2 separate regions of the Homo sapiens genome follow, and region 1 is linked to region 2. Evidence: chromatin contacts called from ENCODE Hi-C data. All regions are on one chromosome and are shown on one strand. The core of a region is the stretch at or near the end of the contact, and the rest is flanking DNA. Distances in the headings are between cores, read along the strand shown. Region 1 has its middle 180 kb from the start of AIPL1. Region 2 holds the start of NLRP1 (NLR family pyrin domain containing 1).

Evidence for each region. Hi-C counts contacts between places; a loop is a spot of excess contacts on that map. Pooled maps may share reads with other maps.
Region 1: a loop to region 2 is called in a map of endothelial cell of umbilical vein, with 9 times the contacts of the local background. The contact joins the enhancer-like site here to the promoter of NLRP1 in region 2. A Hi-C loop is called at or near these places in 3 of 168 maps with a recorded cell type or tissue (DLD1, HepG2 and endothelial cell of umbilical vein) and 2 of 50 pooled maps.

What each region holds. Positions count from the first base shown.
Region 1 is chr17:6,256,056-6,260,079 of GRCh38, forward strand. No RefSeq gene overlaps it. Among named protein-coding and RNA genes, the nearest start is that of AIPL1, 180 kb to the right of the region's middle. RefSeq lists a silencer at 3,874-4,024. Within about 2 kb of position 1,421, at least 2 of the 41 ENCODE cell types and tissues checked have a DNase peak (open chromatin) inside an H3K27ac peak, as active enhancers do; they include endothelial cell of umbilical vein, where a contact is called at or near this core.
Region 2 is chr17:5,582,279-5,586,265 of GRCh38, forward strand. It overlaps NLRP1 (NLR family pyrin domain containing 1), which reads right to left and starts at 2,231. Exons shown (of 17, transcript NM_033004.4): 1 at 1,409-2,231; 2 at 392-568. The coding sequence starts at 1,679. RefSeq lists enhancers at 1,569-2,768, 2,040-2,299, 2,320-2,619.

The sequences.
Region 1 (4,024 bases), core at 171-2,670, 670 kb after region 2:
CTCTGGTGTGTTCCTTGTATGTTTATCCTGGAGCCTGGGATACAGGGGAAGCATCTGCTGGTGAGAAGCTCTTCTCGTGGCGATGGCAGAGGTGCAAGCGGGTGAGCCCAGCTGCACAAGCACATTTCACGTCCTTGTTTGCGTCATGTATGTTAATCTTCCAAAGTAGGTCACATAGCCAAGCCCCAAGCCAAGGAGTAAGCAAAAAAACTCCCATGTATGTGGAGAAGAGGGAGGGAACGTTTTTAAACAATAATACCACCTCCTTGTTCCATACATACATAAGAAAGGACTGTTGCTTATCATTATTTTTTCAACACCAGTAAGGACAGAGATGTCAAATATCCCGTTTTTCATCTATTGTTTTGGCCTCACAGCAACTGGTCTGGCTGTAGTTAATCAATCCAACTGACCATCAATCCACTGGACAAATTGACTTTTCGGTTGTGTCCAATGAAGTTGATTTCCACAGGTGCATTGGGCCCCCTGAGTCCTCTCTGTGCTACGTGATGGGTTAGAAAGTAGCCAACTTTGGCCGGGCACGGTGGCTCACCCCTGTAATCCCCGCACTTTGGGAGGCCGAGGTGGGCGGATCAAGAGGTTAGGGAGCAGCCTGACCAACGTGGTGAAACCCCATCTCTACTAAAAATACAAAAATTAGCTTGGCGTGGTGACACGTGCCTGTAATCCCAGCTACTCAGGAGGCTGAGGCAGGAGAATCGCTGGAACCCAGGAGGCGGAGGTTGTAGTGAGCTGAGATCGCACCACTGCACTCTAGCCTGGGCGACAAAGCAAGACTCTGTCTCAAAAAAAAAAAAAAAAAGGAAAGAAAGAAAGTAGCTAACTTTAGCTACCTACCTCTTTGCCAAAGGTAGGGTACTCCAGGGAGCTTCCTTTCTTATTCCTGATTTCTCCCAGTTCAACGTCCTCAGGCTAGAAGCTACATACATAATAACCACCGACATGTATGCAGACCTTTACTGATAGCCAAGTGCTTTTATAGATGTAATCCATTTTGCATCCCTAAGATAGCCCCTCATCATGCCCATTTCACAGATAAGAACCCCCTGGGTCACATCAATAGGGAGTGGGAGACCCAGGATTTGAACCTCTCCTGCCTGATTCTGGGGCTTGGGATCGCCCCTCCCCCAGTCCAAAGAGGGGTTTCCTGCCCTCCAAGTCTTGATCTCCTCCTGCCTGACTTCACAGCACTCCCCAATGTAATGTCAGCTCCGTGTGACGGCCTATCTACCACATCCACAATGGTTTAATTTCTGCCGTTTATGTGAAAAGAAATTACTCACTAAAATTTAATTTGGTAAATTTCAGTCTTTGTAAGCAGTGAATTCAATGACGACACAGTTCAGCAAGTCAGCAGTTACTCAGGCAATTTCCGAGCCACCAGCCCCCAACCCTAATAACAAAGAAGGCCCAGCCTCTCAGCCTGTTTTAAATTCACATTCCTTCATTATTATGTCAAGGGAAGTCATTATGGGACTGAAGAAAATGCTTCCTGTCTAGAAAAGTAAAACGCAGTCTTGTGCGGCGGATTAGCGTGTTCTGTCGGGTATTAAATGGGGAACTCTCGAGGAGCATGATTTCTGAATTACGTGGTTTGATGATTATTTAACCACGTTGGCTGGTGATAACTATTTATCTAGTCCAGAGCAACGCAGTTCAATAGGCCTGTCCTTACGTCCCCCTTGGAGGCTGCTGCCAGGAACCTGGCTCCCAGAATTTTCTGGGGAAGGGCAGTGAGGGGGTGGGGAGGTGACGGGAGATGAAGGCAAGTTTCTCAGGTTGGCACTGATGCCTGGAATCTGCACATATTTGCCTACTTTGACTGGACGCTGGTAGATTTCCTGCAACTGATACGCGTGTGTGTGTGTGTGTGTGTGTGTGTGTGTGTGTAAAAGACAGAGAGAGACAGAGAGAGAGATTGAGAGATTCAAGCTAGGCATGTTAATCAGGTTGTTTAAGCCAATGGGGCTATGGGCTTTCAAGGCAGGAACAATATTCTGTTTACCTTTGCACCTCCAGTGCCGAGCACAGTGCCTGACACTTATGTATAACCATGATTTTGAGGCTGATTGTCAAAAACACGAGTTAGGTTGCAGACTCCAATGATGGTAGATGCAGCTGGCCCCCAGGATGGGAGCTTCACCTTGACTTCTGTCTGTTAAATTTACTGCTGCATCCTCAGCTCCAAGGCCAGTGCCTGGCAAAGAGATAGTGCTCAGTAAATACTTGCTGCATTTTGTCTGAATTTGCATCGAGGTGTGGAAGGTAAGAAGAGTTGCTAGGACGAAAGAAACCGGGGCATCTTTTGGGAAAGGGGCCAGGATAGAGGAGCAGATGGGGGCTGAAATACAGGGTGGAAAAGTTGTTTTGTCTGAAGAAGAGCAGGCTCGGGGTCAGGACCATGCCTTTCCACCTCTGAATGCCACCCTGGAGCAGGACTGGCCCCATCCTGGGTGGCCTGCAGGGAGAGGAGGCTGTTGCTGGTAGGCACATTTTGAGGTGGGGGGAAAGGAAAAAGTTTGTAAGAGAGCTGTCCAGAGAAGGCATGACTTTCCCTTAAGAGTTAGCGAGTCTCCAGGTGTCAGGAGAGGCTTGACTTTGGGAGAATGTTGGAGTGGAAAGTGTAACAGAGGGATGTCTGGTCTTTTGGCTTCCCTGGGTCACACTGTAAGAAGAATCATTTTGGGCTGCACATGTCGTATATTAACACTGACGATAGCTGATGAGCTAAAAAAAATCACACAAAAAAGAAATCACAAAAAAAATCTCATAATGGGCCTGATGCAGTGGCTCATGCCTGTAATCTCAGCACTTTGGGAGGCCAAGGTGGGCGGATCACGAGGTCAGGAGTTTGAGACCAGCCTGGCCAACATGATGAAACGGCATCTCTGTATTTTGTAAAAATACAAAAAATTAGCTGGGCATGGTGGCGGGCGCCTGTAATCCCAGCTACTTGGGAGGCTGAGGCAGGAGAATCGCTTGAACCCGGGAGGCGGAGGTTGCAGTGAGCTGAGATCACAGCACTGCACTCCAGCCTGGGCAACAGTGTGAGACTCTGTCTCAAAAAAAAAAAAATCTCATGATGTTTTAAGAGACTTAACAAATGTGTGTTGGGTCACATTCAAAGCCATCTGGACTGCAGGCCTCAGGTTGGGCAAGCTTAATATAGCATAAGATAGAAGGTAGAAGTAGGGGACCTTTGAGGTCCCATGAGTGTCTGCAACTTATAGTCCATATTTGATTGATTTGCTTCTGCTGAATCAGAGAAAGATGAATCTATTCCCCTGGATTAAGGAGGGATGTTGAATTGGACCTTGAAGACACTGAGATGGAGGTAACTGTGGTCAGAAGAGTTGCTATGGATGGGACCATGTGTGAATAATCCCATGTTGTATGGCTTGGTAGAGTAACATGTGCCATAGGCACACGACAGATGAGGGAGAGGAGATCAGAGCTACTGCAGTCTGAAGACCCCTGGAGAAGGGCAGGAGGCCAGAGAAATCAGGGAGACCTCCCTGAAAGAGGTCAGGTGGACATATTGGAGTGCTCAGGAAGCCCTGGGGAGGTGAGACTGAAGGAATTGTGAGTAACTAGCCAAAGTTGTGGAATGAGGGATCCGGCTCTTACTAGCAGAGAGTGGTTAAAGACAGACCAGGGACCAGGCACGGTGGCTCACACCTATATTCCCAGCACTTTGGGAGGCCGAGGCAGGTGGATCATGAGGTCAGGAGTTCGAGACTAGCTTGGCCAAGATGGCAAAACGCCGTCTCTACTAAAAATACAAAAATTATCTGGGCGTGGTGGCAGGTGCCTGTAATCCCAGCTACTCAGGAGGCTGAGGCAGGAGAATTGCTTGAACCCGGGAGGCGGAGGTTGCAGTGAGCCGAGATCACGCCGCTGCACTCCAGCCTGGGTGACATAGCAAGACTCCATCTCAAAAAAAAAAAACAGGAGACAATGAAGCCGCAGGTGAGCCAGGTAGTTACAAAAGAATGCGATCTCT
Region 2 (3,987 bases), core at 981-3,480:
CTTGGGGTCTGTCTGGAAAACAGAGTCCTCCTTGGAACTTCTGGACCACCCTGACCCTAAGGATCTTCAGAGCCCATCAATATTATGAGCTGAGTTCTCGGGCAAGGACCATGTCACGAGTTGGGCACCCAGTTGGGGAAGACTCATTGCCTGACCCACATGGGTCTCAGCTTCCCCATCTGCCACATGGGGAGGGATGCAATCTCAGCACCGGAAGGTCCCTGAAAGATCAATTTCAGGCCTACCTCTCACAGCCCATCCTGGCTCCCCTATCCTTCCTCTGCTGTCCCCCATGTCAGGTCCCCATGCACAGACATGATCCTCTGGGTGGGGCCCACCAGCTGATTCACAGCTCCACCCAGGGCTGTCAGCCTGCCTCAGCAAGCCTCACCTCTCCAGCGGCGTCCAGATGTGTCAGGCAGCTGTCTCAAAACCCTTCTCTCTGAGCCCTGGGTGCACCCCGCCGGCAATTCATGGATCCAGGGCATTAGCACTGCGGTGGAGGTGGGTTGGCTGGGAGACCCCAGGTGGGGTTCACTTGGGCTGTAGGGGAATGAGGGAGAGTGGCCTACAGGAAAGAGACAAAGAGGTTGGAGACACATCAGAGGGGCAGGGGCAAGGTGCCAGGGAACTGAGCTGGTCTCCTCTCTCAACCAAGAGAGGTCAGGATACACCAGTGAACCCGCTGCAGCCCTCTACAACTTCCTCTAGAGGCTTGTCTGAAGAATGATGTTCTTATAGATACTGCTAGGCAAAAAATCCTCATCTAGGATCAGGAAATTTGCATATCTGTCTTGGTCCTGACTATCTCCCTGTGTAAATCACTACTCCTACTGAGCCTCAGCTGTGCTTTATTGGGCCAACGGCATCTGCAACCCAGGGTGGCTAATAGTAATAATAACAGCAGCAGCAGCAGCAGCAACAACAGCAATGGGAGATCTTATTTATTGAGCACTTACTGTATATCAGACTCTGTGCTAAATGTTTAACCTGGATGATCTCTTTTAACCCTCACACAGCCCAGGGAGGCGGGCTCTCACTCTCCCATTTTGCAGACAGAGAAATAGGCAGAGAGCAGTGAAGTGATTGGCCCAGGGTGATAGTGCCAGGACTGGTGATAGTGCCTGACTCCCAAGTCCGTGCTCATAACTACAATGCCAGGCGAGTACCGGGAATGCACTTGAATAGAAGAGGGTGTGGGGCTCTGAGGTGCAGCAAGGGCCCCCCCAGCAAGCCTCCTGGCTCCAGCATAGTCTGGGGCCTGGATCCCCCTTTGAGAGGGCAGTTCCATGTCACTGCTCAGAGGAAGGCCTGGCAGGGAGGGCTCAGTGGTGGGGTCCCAAGAGGGCAGGGCAGGCATGAGGGCCAGGGGATGTCCCGCGGGCAGTGGGGTCCTCTGTCCACTCACCTGCCCCTTCCTGGGCTTGGGCGCACAGTGACCTCAGCCCCATCTGCTCCCAGGTATGGAGGGCTAGGTCCCAGGCCCGCTGCTCCCCATACTGAGCCACCAGGTACGAGGCCACCTCCATGCCACTCGTCTTCTCTGGCTGAGCGGGTGTCTCACCCGAAGAGCTCCTGGAGTGCGCTTTATTGGCGAGCAGAAGCTGGAACTCCTTCAGCTCCTCCTTCTTCAGGAACTCCAAGTAACAGGCCAGGCGGCCCCAGGCTCCGCCAGCCATCTCTGTCCCGGAGTTAAGAGGGTGTCTGGGGGATGTTCCCAGGTGGTGAGGGTATCAGGCAGGCAGAGAACAGTGCTGTCCTTTGCCTTGGCTCTTACCGTCTCTTATTCAGCATTCGGAACCCAGTTTTATAAATCCCAGGGCACCTACAGATAGACGCCGATAGAGGGGGAGTGGTAGGAAAAGCCAGGGGAGGGAGGAGCCCAGAGGGGCCTGCAAGACACTGGAAGAAGTCAGCTGATAGGGAGGTCCTGGGATGGGGTCCAGGGCCAGGCAGGGAGGGTGAGGGTGAGGGGAGATGTGGTGACGGGAGATGGGGTGTGGGCAACGCTCACTGTTCTGTGTTCCTCAGATTCTTCCCTCTCCTGGGTCCTGGACTCCTGAGATCAACCCTTGAGCTGCAAGGCTGAGAAGAGGTGGGGTGGGAGGAGCCGCAGAGCAGGGAATGGGCTTTCAGAACCCAGAGTGGAGCCCCGGGCTGCTGGCTCCCAGGTTTCTTCAGACCTCTCCAGGCCCTGGGGCACCAGCCAGCAAGAACAGCGCCTAGTCAACAAGAGCAGGAAGGAAACGTCACCCAGAGGAAACCCACAAGGGGCGTGGCCAGGGGGTAGGATCAAACCAGGCCTGGGTAGGCCAGACTCAGAGTCACAGATTCAGATGGGCCACATGGCATCTATAGGCGGACCAGGAGCACAGGCCCAGACCAGCTGACGCTGCAGCAGGTACAGGCCCATACTAAACACGGTGTGTGCACCTCCACATGGGCACTCCGCCAGCCCATCATCTAGAGCCTGTCTGCAGAGCCAGGATGCAGACTCTCCGAGCAGTTGTGTCTGCAGCCCAGGCCCAGCCTCTCAGGATGGGTGGGGCCCCCTGTGTCTGCCCGGGCAGCTCCTTATTGGGAAACATTAGAACTGGGCCAGGGAGCATTTTTCCCAGCCTCTCATGGTTTTGGGAGCTTCTTGAGTTGCACTGCATGTCCTGCCATGCTACCAGGGGCACTAAAGCATGTGTCCCAGGCCCAGGGGGCTGTTTGCCTTCTGGGCAGCCCAGCACTTAGCTGGTGAACATTTCCACCTGAAAGCAGAACAGCCCCTTCCTCATTCCTGCAAGCAGGCCTCGGGGAGCCAGGGGCAGACTTCCTCTTTCGTGGAATCTGCAAGATGCCAATGACTTCAGGTTGAGGAATGACATTGCCTACTCATTTGCTGATGTAACACACCACCAGGAATTTCTGGAGATGCTTTGGTTTCACTTGGACTGGCAGAGCCCAGGCTTCAACCCACGGCTTGCTTGGACAAGGACTCCTTATGTGCCTGATTTATTTCTTTGAGCCTCAGTTTGCCCATCTATTAAATGGGACATCATAGGTTTACCAAGAGGCTTCAATTCAGCAAAAGGTCTTAGAGTCTCTCTCTCTTTCCCAGGCTGGAGTGCAGTGGCAAGATCTCGGCTCACTGCAAGCTCCCTCCACCTCCTGGGTTCCAGCGATTCTCCTGCATCAGCCCAGCTTCCTGGGCAGTTGGGATTACAGTCACTCACCACCACGCCTGGCTAATTGTTTTGTATTTTTAGTAGAGATGGGGTTTCACCATGTTAGCCAGTCTGATCCGAGGTGATCCGCCCACTTCGGCCTCCCGAAATGTTGGGATTACAGGTGTGAGCCTCCGTGCCTGGCCTAAATAAATTTTATAAATGTTAGTTTTAAAAAATGGCTAATAAGCACATTGTAGGACATTCTAATATCAGATTGACCAGAAGTGGAAAAGTGCTGTGCTAAAAGTGGGATGATCGGGAGGCTCTGAGCACTCCGTGAAGGACCGTGAGACTCCATGTAGCGGGAGGAATGGCCTGGAGGAGGGCTGTGTGGGCTTTTTTTCCTCCTCACACCAGCCAGTTCTGGCACCAACTCTCTAGACACCAACTGGTGTCCTACAGTGCAATTCTGACACTGACTGCCTGGAGTTGGCATCAAACCTCACAGGTTTAGGGTTTCAGTGAAGAGCTGGCCTCATATCAGATGCCAGTTGCAAATGGGGTGCCCAGACCACTGGCATCTCTGTCTGACTTGGTGACAAATTCAAGGGTTCCCACAGTCCCCGGCAGGTTCAATAATTTGCTGAAATGACTCACAGGACTGAGAAAAGCACTTTATTTATTATTATCGGTTCATGATGGAGGATACGACTCAGGAATAGCCCAACGGAAGAGATGCCGAGGTCAAGGTGTGGGTGGGGGAGGGGCACAGCGCTTCCTTGCCCTCCCGGGCACCCTACTCTCCCTGCCCCTCCCTGCTTCACTAACCTGG